5 separate regions of the Homo sapiens genome follow, and all the other regions are linked to region 1. Evidence: chromatin contacts called from ENCODE Hi-C or POLR2A ChIA-PET data. All regions are on one chromosome and are shown on one strand. Each heading gives the region's core, a stretch centred on a gene start or an enhancer-like site at or near the end of the contact. The rest is flanking DNA. Distances are from core to core; before and after follow the strand shown.

Region 1 (2,676 bases), core at 50-2,549:
CTCATATGCAGAATATTGTGGGGGTGGGCCGGGCACAGTTGCTCACTGTAATCGCTGCACTTTGGGAGGTTCAGGTGGGCAGATCACTTGAGGCCAGGAGTTCCAGGGCAGCCTGGCCAACATGGCGAAACCCTCTCTCTACTAAAAATACAAAAATTAGCGGGCGTGGTGGCCCGCGCTTATAATACTTGCTACTCAGGAGGCCGAGGCACCAGAATTGCTTGAACCAGGGAGGCGGAGGTTGCAATGAGCCTAGATTGAGCCACTGCACTCCAGCCTGGGTGACAGAGTGAGATTCTGCATCAAAAAAAAAAAAAAAAAAAAAAAAAAGAATATTGTGGAGGCTACAAACTTTCATAAAATACTATCTCTACTCTTCTAAGGCAGAAAGGGTTTTTTGATTTTATTAAGTGCCACCCTACCTAAAGTTATTTGAAAACCTGACAATACAGTAATAATGATTACAGCTACATACATTGAGCCATTATGTGCCGGGCATTGTTGTCTGTAGTTTTAACATATTGAGGCATTTAATCCTCCCAATAACCACGTGAGATGAACTAAATATTGTCCCCCTTTACAGATGATGGCAACTGAGGCAAAGATTAAGAAACTTACAAAGGTTTCATAATGTAAGAAGTGGATTTTGAAGCCAGGGAGTGGTTTGGTTTCCAGCTACACTGAGAAAAGAGACCAAGTCTTAGCGTATTTTTATCTCATAAAGAATCTAACATCTGTTTTCATGTAAAGTTCCGAAAAGACTGCACTATGCTTCATGCACTATGCTTCAGGAGTGAGGAGTGGGTAGAAAAAGCGGAATAGTTTTAGGTTTTAGTCACTCCAAAACATGATTCTGTACGAAAGAGTAGGTACTGCAAAGGTAGTGGCATACACATCCACCCCTGGACCATTTTCCAGCCGCCCGAACACCTTCCAGATCCTCGACACGGAGACCGGCTCCAGGGCCTTTATCTACCTGCAGGTAAACTGTCCAGGAATCGGGGGACGCAACCCAATCTGCAGTGGTAACGGGACCTCCCAGGTACCCTGGGGATCCCCCACAGGCGCGTGCTCTACCCAAAGCCGATATCCGCCAGGCGGGCGAGTCCGAACGCGACTGACAATTCCTTCTCCCCGACCCTCGAGAAACTCACGCCCCGCCCCTCAGCCGACAAAGCGCGGTGCCCCTCATACTTAGAATCTGCAGAGAACACAGCTCTCCTAAAGTTCAACTCGCTGCCGCCACAACGAACCACGCGGATGTTCTCCTCCTCCACCATCTTTGCGCAGTAGCGGAATGGCCAATCTCTGGTCCCGCCCTGAACTTCCTTCGTTGAGCCGGGTAATAAGGCTGTTCCCAGCCCACAGAACCCACCCCCGGGCCCTTCTAGGCCTGAGACTCGGTGGTAGGACTCCGCTTCCGTGCAGGCACCTTTTGTGTGGGCAATGTCAAACTAAGACACTTGTAAGAAAAGGTGAAAGCAAAACAGAGATTTAGAGACAATCAGTTTTTATTATATACCTATACACAATTATTTAATACAGACATATTTCTCTCAGGCCTTGTCAACCTGACTCTATGGCTTTTTCCGCCAGAAGGGAAAGGTGGCGTATAGTGTACCACGTGACCTCCAGTCGTCCCACCGGAGGCGTCGCTTTCTAGTGTCTGTGGTGTCGGCGCTGCAGGATGACGCGAGCCTCTCGCGTCCCTGGTTTTCTCGGTCGCAGCGTTGAGTTATTGGGTGGAAAGGTAGCTTTCTCTTCCTTGTACAGCTTTTTGTTCCTCTCATTAGCCGTTCTTCTGTTCTTGTGAACATCGCTTAGGTTACTACAGAATCTCCACAGTCCTAGGGCCTAGCTTTCTTCCTTTGGAAATCTGGCTCCTACTCCGGGATTCTGGTGCATCTTCCGCAGCGTTCAGTGTAGCTGCTCGGGCTAATCTGACATTCGGCCAGTCCCGCCAGGTTTCAGGGCGCTGGTCTCTGGTTTCCTGAGTTTTACCTTTTCCCATTAGTGAATAGAATCTGTGGGTTAGGAACCCCTAAAATCTCAACATGTTTATTTTTGCCAGTTTATCTCCAGTTTTCCTTTGTAAACTTACACGTATCATATTCTTGGACCCTGTATATTATGTTGCCTATTTTGATTTCGCTTCTTGATTTGTGGATTTACCACAAAATTACCAAGGTCTCAAATATAGTCACATGTCACATAAGGATCTTTCAATCAATGCATATAACATGGTGATTCCGTAAGATTATAATACTGTGTTTTTACTGTACCTTTTATGTGTTTAAATACACAAATACTATTCTGTTACAATTGCCTGCAATATTGAGTACAGTAACATGTTGTTCAGATTTGTAGCCTAGGAGCAATCAGCTATAACGTACAGCCTAGGTGTGTAGTAGGCTGTACCATCTAGGTTTGTGTAGGTACACTCTGTGATATTCACACAATGATGAAATCACCTAAAATGCATTTCTTAGAACATATCCCCATCATTAAGCCACACATGATTATACCTATAAGTTTATTTATGGTGGAGAAATACAATATTCACAAAGGTCAAGACATATCCTGGGACAGCACCACTGTAAAAATCAGGGATAAATTTACTTTTTACTGAGGAGTCTAGCTTATTAAAGTGCTCAAAACTTTATTATTTGGGGAGCC
Region 2 (2,676 bases), core at 126-2,625, 1.6 Mb before region 1:
TTAAACTAAGATCTAAAAGATGAGTTAGCCAGCGAAGAGTTGGGTGAAGCAGATGTTGGCTCAAGGGGTTTTCCAAACTCAGGGTGAGAAGTCCCTGAGTTTGGAGAGTGTGGTTTATTTGAAGAACTAAATGCTGAAGTAAGCAAAGCAGAGTGGCACATTATGGGGTTGGACAAAGAGATCGGGCAACCAGGGCTTTATAGTATGTATTAAGAAACTGAATTTTATAAGAGCAAAGAAAAGCCATGGAAGGATTTTCAGGTTGGCAAATGACATGATCTGCTTTTCAATTAAAAAAAAAAACACTCAAACTCTTGTATGGAGAATGGATTAAAAGGTAGATAAGGGCTGAAGTGAGGCAGCCATTCGGGAATCTACTGCAGAAGGAGGCAGCAGAAGAGATGGAGCAGAGTAAATGAGACTTGGGAAATATTTAGGAGGAAGAATCAATTAAGATTTGAGGATCAGGTGTTGCGAGGTGAGGGAGAAGGCAATGTCAACTATGAATCCTAGGTATCTGTCATGTGCCATTTCTAGAAAAAGAGCAGGTTTGAGGAGAAAGATGTTTGGTTCTGAACATAGTTTGTAGAGCTCACTGCACATACAAGTGGAGAGGCAAGTGGGAGTTGTAGGTGTGAAGCCCAGAGGAGAGGTGTGGACGGGATAAGCATTTAAGACTCCTCCATCTAGAAGGAAACTGAAGCTGTGGGTGAGGTCATCACAGCACAGCGTTTAGGAGAAGCCCAGGTAAAGAAGCTGACGAATGTCTGGACCCTGACAACCTTAACATATAATGGTTTGATAGTGGAGGTGGAGGCAATGTAGAAAGAATGCCAGAGGCAGGAAAAAGCAAGAAGGATGTGTTATCATCATGACCAAGGAAGAAACGTGTTTCAAGAACAAAGGCGTCAACTCTGCCCCATGCTTCCGAGCTGTCAAGTAAAGTGAGAAAAACAGAAAAGCGTTCCCTGGGTTTAGCAACACGGAGGTCAGTTGCTAAAGGGAGCTTCTAGAATGACGACGTCGCCAAATCTGTCCTCTGCCTGGATTCTCGGCGATGAAACTACTACAGAGACCTCCAAGTTTGGGCTTCTGCAAACACAGCACGTCCTTCTGATCGTTCTCTAAGATATGTAAACAGAACGCCAGTTCCCAGCGTGGCAACACGGGACTGGGCTGCAGCTCACCCAGCCGGCGGCCCCCGCCGGAAGCCGGCGGAAATACCCCAGCGCGTGGGCGGAGCAGCGGCCCGCAGAGGGAGGCGGTGGCGCCCACGGAACAGCCGCGTCTAATTGGCTGAGCGCGGAGCCGCCCGGTGATTGGTGGGGGCGGAAGGGGGCCGGGCGCCAGCGCTGCCTTTTCTCCTGCCGGGTAGTTTCGCTTTCCTGCGCAGAGTCTGCGGAGGGGCTCGGCTGCACCGGGGGGATCGCGCCTGGCAGACCCCAGACCGAGCAGAGGCGACCCAGCGCGCTCGGGAGAGGCTGCACCGCCGCGCCCCCGCCTAGCCCTTCCGGATCCTGCGCGCAGAGTGAGTGGCCGTGAGGTTCCGGGTGCCGGGGGTGGGACGCGCAGGGACAGAGTCCTCGGGCCGTGCAGTTGGACGCCGGGCGAGGACGGGCCGTCTGTGCTGACCCGCGAATAGTGATCCCAGAGGAAGAACGCGTCCTGAGTATTCCAAGTGCGAGCAGTGCCACCTGTTCTCGGAGATGGCACTGCTCAGCACGATTGTCCTTGCCAGTCGTGCTCTGGCAGTGAAGAGGACTTGTGAAATATAATTTTCCTCTAGAAGGCACTGCACCTTCCCATTTACCGTCACTTTCTCCCGTTTCCACCCCTTTCCATCAGTCACGTTTTCTTCTTTTCGCAGAAAGTTTCATTTGCTGTATGCCATCCTCGAGAGCTGTCTAGGTTAACGTTCGCACTCTGTGTATATAACCTCGACAGTCTTGGCACCTAACGTGCTGTGCGTAGCTGCTCCTTTGGTTGAATCCCCAGGCCCTTGTTGGGGCACAAGGTGGCAGGTCAGTAAATGTTCATGGAATCAGATGAATGAGTACATGACTTCGGAATCTTAATTATGTTTCTATGTTCAAAGATGGAAGGGCTTAATGTCTTCCTAGAGTTTAAAAGTGATGTTTAGTTTTTGCAGACCCCCCACCCCAAAATAATATAGTCTTAAAAAAATTTCTGGCCGGTACTGAAGAGTTCTGTGGTAGGTATGCAGAGGTGTGGTTGATTGTGCTTTGAATGTTGTTTGTATAGATAAGGAGTTATTTTCATAGAACAGAAACAGGACTTGAGCCTCCAGCACAGTCCATTGTGCAACCATTGCTTAATGAGGATGCTGGACTCACACTTGTGAGATCATAATATGGTTTGCTTTTTACTTTCTAATTCCGTCTGAAATATACATAATTTCAATTCAACAAACTGTTTCGAGCACATAGTATATGCAGGGCACTGTCCAAGGTCCATAAGATGTTAAAAAGCAAAATACCCCACTACTCTACCCCCTCCCCACCCACCTTCCCCCGCCGGGGACTCTGGAGGCATCACAGAGCTTTACAAGGAAAACTGGAACCGATGCTCTAATAGAGGTACAGAATTCAGTGAGACGCAAGTCAAAGAAAGCTTAATTGTGAGTAAGTCTCAGACAACTTTATGAAAGAAGGGGCT
Region 3 (2,676 bases), core at 55-2,554, 1.3 Mb before region 1:
TGCCGTCCACACAGTTGCTTCTTCTCCCTCTGGCGCACGGCCACCTGTGCTATCTGCAGCCTCACCGGCATTCCCTGGCCTCGCCCTCTGCACTTCATCCTGACAGGCATGGAGTCTCCTCCTGTCACCCCAGAGCTATGTGGTGTCTTGATTAGGTGACTTTGCCCATGTTGTCATTCAACTTAATATTTATTGATCTATCTCTGTGAGAATCACTTGGCTGGCCCTTTCGTCTGGAGTGTCAGCCTCCTCTCACCTGCCCCCAGGAGGCTTCCTCCTTCTTCTTTTAACTGCTTGCACATCTTTAAGACTCAGCCTTGGAGACACGTCTTTTAAAAAGCCTTGAATGGGCCTGGGAAGTGGCTCACACCTGTAATCCCAGCACCTTCAGAGGCCAAAGTGGGAGGATCACTTGAGGCCAGGAGTTCAAGACTAGCCTGGACAACATGGTGAAAGCCCGTCTCTACTAAAAACACAAAAATTAACCGGGTATGATGGCACACACCTGTAATCCCAGCTACTCAGGAGCCTGAGGCATGAGAATCACTTGAACCTGGGGAGGCTGCAGTGAGCCAAGATTGAACACCACTGCTCTCCAGCCTGGGCAACAGAGCAAGACTCTGTCTCAAGAAAAAAAAAAAAAAAGATACCTTCTCTGACCACTCCCTCTATTCTTCCCTTTCCCATAACACTAAGTCATATGCGCCCAAAACAATTTGTGCACATCTCCATCAGTGAGTGGTTTTCCATGATGGTCATCCTCCCCGACTAGGCTGGTGTATTCTAGTGTGCTCACCTTTGGGGGTCTCTACTACTGATTATTTGCAAGACCTAAGGCAACTTATTTCACTTTGTAAGCTTCTGTTTCCTCAACTACAAAACCAGGTTATTAATAGAAATTGTATGTAAGGAACCTAGCACAATGCTTGATATACAGTAAGTGCAAAGTATGTTAAATGTTTAATAAATTAATGTCATAGGAACACCATTAGAAAACTCCTTAAAAGAAAAATATTTATTTTTTAAGCACTTGTAGGGACAAGGAGCTTGTCCCCTTGTTTGATAATTCTATTTATAGTGTAACTGAAGCCATCGTAGTTTGACTCACACTAGTTTTATTGACAAAAATGAGTGCCCTCTGCCCCTACTCCCAGTGTCCCCTGTTCTGCTAAAGAATCTTGAGACTCTCTCAAGGTGCTCTGTCATGTGTATTCAGAAACTGGTCCCTCTGGGGCAAAGCTGTTCTCAGCTGGTGCCTGTGGCTGCCACCACTGCTGTGGCCTGAGGACAGAAGTCATAACCCTCCTCTGCTTTGCCTCAGGGGTTGGTTGTGGACCTTTCCCCTTAATTCCTCTCAGGACATCAGAAGTCAAAATATTTGAGACACTGATCAGATCACAATAAAGGTTCAGGGACAATGGAAAGGAAACAGAAAACAGAGAATAAGTCAGTGCCAGGCACAGGTCCTTCCCCCTCCAGGAGGAAGTGCCCTGGGGACTCAACAGTCACCTTTCCTGGGAAATCCAGTCAGACTGACTCTAGTCCCAGCATTCTGATTTCCCGCCCCATGACTGACCTCTTCTGAGGACAGCTGGCAGTGAGCAGTTCCAGTCCCTTCAGGGGAAACCCCACCTGCATAATCTCAGGGTGATTCATCGCCAGTGCAATTCCCCAAAGCCCCATCATTCAGTCTTGCCTGTTGCCACTCTGTTGATCATGAAAATCGTGGCTACCACATCTAGTTTACTAAACAATCCTTGTTCGTAGGAAGTACAGGCGTGAAATAATTTATTTTTCTACAGTCACTTGCCTTCAGTTCTGCCATGTTCACGATCTCTCTGCTGAGTTCCCTGACAATATCTTGGTTAGATCTCTAGGGTTCCAGTCACTTTCAAAGATTAACAGCCCGATTCGGTATAGTCTGTGAACGCTGAAGGTCTGAGACAGGGCTCGGTTAATTTAGAAAGTTTATTTTGCCAAGGTTGAGGATGCACCCATGACACAGCCTCAGGAAGTCCTGAAGACATGTGCCCAATGTGGTCGGGGCACAGCTTGGTTTTATACATTTTAGGGAGACATGAGACATCAATCAACATATGTAAGAAGTACATTGGTTCCATCTGGAAAGGCAGGACGACTTGAAGTAAAGGCAGGAAGACTCGAAGCGGGGAGGGAGCTTCCAGGTCACAGATAGCTGATACACAAACGGTTACATTCTTCTGGATTTCTGATTAGCCTTTCCAAAGGAGGCAAGTCAGATATGAATCTATCTCAGTGAGCAGAGGGGAGACTGCGAATAGAATGCGAGACACGTTTGCCCTAAGCAGTTTCCAGCTTGAGTTTTCCTTAGTGATTTTGGAAGCCCAAGATATTTTCCTTTCGCAAGTCCAATTTAAAGCTTCCGTCTGGGTCCAATGCAATGACCAATGTCCACTCCGCCAGCCCTGGCCAGCCCCCACCAGAGGGACTCAGGGTGTGGAGTAGCACACCTGCTCCGGCAGCATCCTCCTCTATTCTGTGCAGTCCTCCCATCTGTGTGGACTAGTGAGGAGGAACAGGAGAGACAGACAAGTGTTTCTCACCTGCCTGGCCAGGGCTGGCAGCTGGTGGCAGACATCCAAATACTGGCTTCCTCACTGATGCTTATGTGAATTTTCCAGAAGCCCCACAGATGCC
Region 4 (2,676 bases), core at 98-2,597, 1.2 Mb before region 1:
AGAACACTGATGAATTCGGTTGAGCTCATTTGCTAGTGAGACCTCCGTGTGTAGATAAGCCAGGTAAGCAGGGGCAGTGAGTTTGGAGCTTGGGGTAAAATCAAGGCTGGAGACCCAGATTAGAGGGTTATCAGTTCATCAGCAGAATCTGAGTGGAGTGCACCAATCAGAATCCCCATGAGCCCCAATGCCTCAATACTGTTTCTGGAAGAACTTGCAGGAGAAAGGTATGATCTAGGCATTTCACATTAGGAACCAGCTGTGTGATCTCAGGCAAAAAAGTAAACCTCATTATTTCCAGTGATCCAAATTTTTAAATTAGGATTACACCACCTGTGTATCTGCCCACTGGAAGTTTGTGGGGATTAAATAAAGTAACGCAAATAAGTGAACCTTGGAAAAGTACACATTGCCATACAAATACCTGGTGGCACTAAAGTCAGGATTATTCAACCATGAGAATACTGAAAAAGCTGGATGGGGGAACCTCAAACTCTACATGTGAAAGTTGCTAGAAAATGGACACTATTCCACCATTAATAAAGATAAATAAAAGCCTAAAATAAGTAATAAATAACAATTATCCAAAGTAATCAGTGATCTCTCTGCAACTGAGCACATTAGTCATTATTTACTCCTACAGTCTTGACAGTTCACTGTGGATGGAAAAACTACAAAATCGAGTAGCTATCACTGCATGTCACATAAAGTAGATTTAAGGTCCCCAAAATATATGACTTAGAAATAAAAGTAAGAACATTCCCAAGAAACTGGTCTCTTTCACATTATGTGTGGTGCACAATTTCGTTATGTCTCGTAAGCTTGTTTCCCAGGCACCAGCTAGCTGCACCATACTATGAGCAATCTATCTCCATGTCATATTTTTGGCTGATGCCATTAATCACAGTGTTTCCTTGCTGACGAGACTCTGGGTCTGATCACTGAGAAAATAAAAGCTATGGGACGGAGGCTGGTGCATGACCTAATTACTCTCATCCCATTGGTCTCCATCCCCATGCCTCCTCATCCTTTCTGCCGAACACTAGCAAGCTGCTTTAAAGCCACTGCTTAGCTGTCTCTAGATGACTTGTTACAGCAGATGTTCTCAACCCCACATGTGCATTTTCCTTTTTTCTAATCACACTTTCTGTATGAATAGCATATTGTAATGCTTCTGTTTTTTCTGATCCAGAGGGGAAGAGTCTACGTCAAATTAGACCAGCTTTCTTTTCAACAAGCTTAGTAGCAGCGTAGGTGGATATTCTGAACCTCTTTCCTCCCCCTTCCTTGCTCTCCCACCCCCACCTTGCTGGAACTGCTAGCAGATGTTTCCTTTAGGTCTTTCTTCTTCAAGCCCCAGTTCTCTGACTTCCTGGGCTCTATTAACAAACCTCATTTCTTTCATCCACTTATCTCTGAATGCTTTGCACCTCTGACTCCCACAGGGTCAAGAATGCTGTCATTTCCCATCTCTGCCCAGTCTCCAGCAATTTCAGCGAATGAAGAAAACTCAAATGAGAAATAGCACTCAGTCCAGTTAGTCAGCTGCCATCACCAGGTCTGAGACTGTAGCTTTATATATCCTTCCTCCCTTCTAAGATGTTACTTATAACATTGGAGTTAATAACAAATTTGTTCATGGAACTGAATGTGTTCTTAATGAAAAAGAAAGGTTACCAATTGAATTCACTTTTAACTAACATTTAAAAAAATTTAGGAGAAGACAAGAGAGCCAGGGACTTTGGCTCTTGATTTTTCATCCCCTTGAATGAGCTGTCAAGCCACCTTAAATATGTTCTTTCATAGGTAGGACATAAGGAAATCAAACTAATTTTTCTGATTTACTCTGTGTATCTTCCCAACACAAGGTTTTTACTCATAAACAATCAGCATATCAAATGAAAATTTCTTATATTTAAATATTTTGTAATTTACATTGTTAAATTTTCTACTCAAAACTTGTAACTGTTTACTACATAACATTTCTTGGATTAGAAAATAATAACTGCCACCATCCACCCTTTTCAAAGACTACCAGTCCTGCACACATTTCGCCCTTCACACGGTACTAGGAGGAAAGGTATAACCCCAATAGTGTTTTTTTCACAGGTAAGATGCTTTGTGAATAATCATTAGCACCTAGGAAGGTGGTACTGCTTTGACATTCAGGAATCAGACATAGATAGGAAGCCCCGGCTCTGCTACTGGATAGCAGTTTGGCAACACAGGTGAAGATACTGAGCCTGTCTGGGTCTCTCCTTGGCTGTAAAATGGAAATCATAAAGCCTCCACATAGGTTAGACAAGAATGTTTGTGATAATGAATTCCAAATGTCTAGTAGGGACTGACACAAAATAAAAGCAATACAAAGTAGCGATTTTTACAATTGCCCCAGAATGAGAAGATTTAATTAGATCTAATTCAAAAGATAAGTAAGAATAAACAAAATCTATTTTCATTTCAGCTGAAAGTGGACTCACAGAGGGCTGTGTTCCAGTGGACATGTTATTCATTCCGTCTAAGCAGAAGGATTCCAACCTCACTTACTAACTAGCTGAAGAAACGTTTCCCTAGAGATTTCATTCCAAATGGTAGGTTCCTTAAGGCACACCTAAGCTAGCAGGCGATCTTTTTCTCCATGTCCATCTCATATATTCTAGGAATTAAAGTTCAAAA
Region 5 (2,676 bases), core at 59-2,558, 1.2 Mb before region 1:
AGATCTGAGAATTCCTCTTTCAGCTTCTGATCTTTGCACTCTTTGAGTTGGCAGACACGTCACTGGCAAACCAACTGGTAGTGACAAGTTACTCCAAATCGACTCTTTCAGATGAAATTTTAAATTAACAGCCATCCCAAAATTTTCCGTGCCTCCCGAATCTCAGGGAGCGAGGTGTAAGTACATGCAAGTCTACGATTCCTCCCGATCACTCGCTGCAAAGCTTGGTCTGCAGAATCGACAAATGTATATTCCATCTCAACTATCCCTTTCCCCGAGATCCTGCAACATTCAGGCTTAACAGAAGTGTCATTTCCTATCTCAAGCTTTGGAAGCTCTGAGTTTGCAGACCACAAAGATTTGATAGTATTTTCAGTGTTTCTCCATGATAAGGTCACACACACACACCTCTATATCCAACGCTTGTATGTCCCACATGTGTTTCCAAATTCCTCATCGGCCTTAGAGACACAAAGAGTTTCTGGCTTCCCTGCACCTCAGCGCCAAGTTTCTGTAAGCCACTTCCATGTAAAACTCTCCTTCCGCTTTTAAAAAGAAAACTACATTCGGAAAGGGAAGATACCCAAGAAGAAAATCGAGACGGTAAGTGCAGCACTTTTATAAAGTAAACAAACAAAAAGACTGCCCTGACGAAGGTGGCTGCAAAACTCTGGGGCCGGCGCGCACAACCCACATCGCACACCCCCAGAGCGCCGTGTGACGCCCCCAGCCCCGTTAGCAAAACGGACTCGGCACCCCAACCTTTCTCGGAGGGAAAATGCACGAGTCAGGGCCGCGCTCCCCGCCGCCCTGGCACACAGAATGTCTCCGGGAATCGCCCACACGAGCCCGGGGCCGCCCTCTCCTTCCGGCGGCGGCCGCGCGGAGCCCGCTTCCCCCGGACACCGCCCCCAAAGTGCCCGCGTGGCCCCGCGACTCAGCCGCCCCAAGTTCGCCCGTGGCCGCTCAGCCGCGAAAGTGTCCCGCACTTGGCGGACCGGGAGTGGCGACCGTCCGCTCCGGTACGTACTCAGCCAGCGGCTGCAGCGGTCTTGGCGCGCTCTCCCCGAGGACTGCTCAGCCCCAACTCCGAAGCGACGGCCCCCGGCTCTCCCTCCTCTGGCGGCTGCAGGAGCCGGGACGCCCCCGCTCCCATCGAGGGGGGAAGGGAAGGTGGTGGGCGCGCTCTCTCTGCTCCCCCCCACCTCGGGCCCGCCGCTTCTTCCCGCCCACCCGCCCCGACGGCGCTCGCTTGGCCGCGGCGGCGGCGGCGGCTCCTCCAGGCTGCGGCGCGCGGGCGGCGGCGGCGGCGGCAGCGCCTCCCCCGCCGCGCCTTGCCCTCCCCTCCCCTGCCTTCCCCGCGCGCGCTACACCCTCCTCCCCCTCCCCCGCCCGCCTCCGCCGCCTCCACTCCCCCACCCCGCGCTGTCACATTGGGAGATTCCGCTCTTGCTACATTCGCCGCTCCGGCTCCCGCCCACGCGCGGCCGAGTGACGCAGATCCCGGCGTGGGCCGCCGCCGGGCGGGGGCGGGGGCGGCCGCTGGGCCCGGGGCTCGGCCCCTTCCCGCCGCCCCCTCCGCGGAATCCGGAGGACGGCCCATTCACACGGCAGCTGGGAGGAACCAAGTGGGCGCCGGGAGTGGGCGGCTCCCGCGAGTCCCGCTCCGGGCGCGGGGAGGGGACGACAAAGAGGGAGACGGGTGGGGAACGCCGCCTCCGGCCTGCTCTCCAGCTGCGGAGTGAACTGGGAAGGTTTGCAATTAAAAAAAAAAAATTATGTGTGAGGTTCCCGATATAGTATTTCAAAGAGCACACCCGCCAAATCCAACATCCTCTAGGAGGCTGACTTTAAAAAAAAAAAAAAAAAAAAAACAACAGCGCGCCGGGCTCCCCTGGCCCCCGCAGGCTCGGGGCAGAGGCGGGGAGGCAGGTGGTCCAGGTGCGCCCCTGCCCGGGGGGGCGAGGCGTCCGGCGGGAAGGCTGCAGCGACCGCATGGAGGAAGGGGCGGCAGGTGCGCGGCGCTGGAAGAACCGGCGGCTGGGAGAGCATCTCTGCCTCGCCCATCTTGCCCCCTCCCCACCTCCGCTCTGGCGTTGGGACGGGAGGAGGAGGGAGGAATGGAACCAGGGAGTCCGAAGTACAGCTTTGACAACTGTCGCGCTGGCCGGGTAATTTAATTCCAACCTTTTTAACCTCCTGAAAATCTGCCTTTTATTTTACTGTTTAATGTTTTTTGTGTCCATGGTGTAGAAAAACTACGGCGCTAGTATAGTGCTGGTGTGTGCTAAATTAGAGTTCCCAAGGCACAATATAGAATTTTTTGGTTTGCATAAACTTTGCTAACCAAAGTATTAAAGCACCTTCAAAAATGTACTTAGGCTGGCCAGGGCTCACGCCTGTAATGCCAGCACTGTGGGAGGCCGAGGCGGGCGGATCACCTGAGGTCCGGAGTTGGACACCAGCCTGGCTAACGTGGTGAAATCCCGTCTCTACAAAAAATACAAAATTAGCCGGGCGTGGTGGCGCATGCCTGACATCCCAGCTGCTTGGGAGGCTGAGGCGGGAGAATAGCTTGAACCCGGGAGGCGGAGGTTGCAGTGAGCCAAGATCGTGCCATTGCACTCCAGCTTGGGCAACAAGAGCGAAACTCAGTCTCAAAAAAAAAAAAAAAAA

Evidence for each region. A loop is a pair of places that touch in the nucleus more often than their neighbours do. ChIA-PET counts read pairs that join two places held with the same protein, here RNA polymerase II (POLR2A). Pooled maps may share reads with other maps.
Region 2: a map of CD8-positive, alpha-beta T cell shows a loop between it and region 1 (9-fold over the local background). The contact joins the promoter of STAT1 here to the promoter of WDR75 in region 1. A Hi-C loop is called at or near these places in 4 of 168 maps with a recorded cell type or tissue (B cell, CD8-positive, alpha-beta T cell and naive thymus-derived CD4-positive, alpha-beta T cell), 5 of 37 single-sample maps with no recorded cell type and 13 of 50 pooled maps. POLR2A ChIA-PET finds 5 or more read pairs at or near these places in 1 of 52 experiments (H1).
Region 3: a loop to region 1 is called in a pooled map, with 6 times the contacts of the local background. The contact joins the enhancer-like site here to the promoter of WDR75 in region 1. A Hi-C loop is called at or near these places in 2 of 37 single-sample maps with no recorded cell type and 6 of 50 pooled maps.
Region 4: a loop to region 1 is called in a pooled map, with 5 times the contacts of the local background. The contact joins the enhancer-like site here to the promoter of WDR75 in region 1. A Hi-C loop is called at or near these places in 2 of 37 single-sample maps with no recorded cell type and 5 of 50 pooled maps.
Region 5: a map of CD8-positive, alpha-beta T cell shows a loop between it and region 1 (9-fold over the local background). The contact joins the promoter of NAB1 here to the promoter of WDR75 in region 1. A Hi-C loop is called at or near these places in 5 of 168 maps with a recorded cell type or tissue (CD4-positive, alpha-beta T cell, CD4-positive, alpha-beta memory T cell, CD8-positive, alpha-beta T cell and 1 more) and 11 of 50 pooled maps. POLR2A ChIA-PET finds 5 or more read pairs at or near these places in 1 of 52 experiments (T-cell).

The regions. Positions count from the first base shown.
Region 1 is chr2:189,440,097-189,442,772 of GRCh38, reverse strand. It overlaps WDR75 (WD repeat domain 75), which reads right to left and starts at 1,299. Exons shown (of 21, transcript NM_032168.3): 1 at 1,195-1,299. The coding sequence starts at 1,280. It also overlaps a transcript of COL5A2 not described here. RefSeq lists enhancers at 854-903, 924-1,153, 1,174-1,303, 1,564-1,783, 1,804-1,963 and 1 more.
Region 2 is chr2:191,012,870-191,015,545 of GRCh38, reverse strand. STAT1 (signal transducer and activator of transcription 1) reads left to right here and starts at 1,375. Exons shown (of 25, transcript NM_007315.4): 1 at 1,375-1,528; 2 at 1,868-2,021. RefSeq lists enhancers at 1-4, 783-862, 893-1,092, 1,703-2,022 and silencers at 1,143-1,382, 1,413-1,612.
Region 3 is chr2:190,717,884-190,720,559 of GRCh38, reverse strand. No RefSeq gene overlaps it. Among named protein-coding and RNA genes, the nearest start is that of NAB1, 70 kb to the right of the region's middle. Within about 2 kb of position 1,304, at least 5 of the 41 ENCODE cell types and tissues checked have a DNase peak (open chromatin) inside an H3K27ac peak, as active enhancers do.
Region 4 is chr2:190,677,307-190,679,982 of GRCh38, reverse strand. The region is part of intron 6 of NAB1 (NGFI-A binding protein 1); the gene reads right to left. Among named protein-coding and RNA genes, the nearest start is that of NAB1, 30 kb to the right of the region's middle. RefSeq lists an enhancer at 1,196-1,245. Within about 2 kb of position 1,347, at least 4 of the 41 ENCODE cell types and tissues checked have a DNase peak (open chromatin) inside an H3K27ac peak, as active enhancers do.
Region 5 is chr2:190,647,715-190,650,390 of GRCh38, reverse strand. It overlaps NAB1 (NGFI-A binding protein 1), which reads right to left and starts at 1,308. Exons shown (of 10, transcript NM_005966.4): 1 at 1,031-1,308; 2 at 409-545. It also overlaps a transcript of NEMP2 not described here. RefSeq lists silencers at 798-1,397, 1,408-1,777, 1,808-1,857, 1,938-1,987, 1,998-2,047.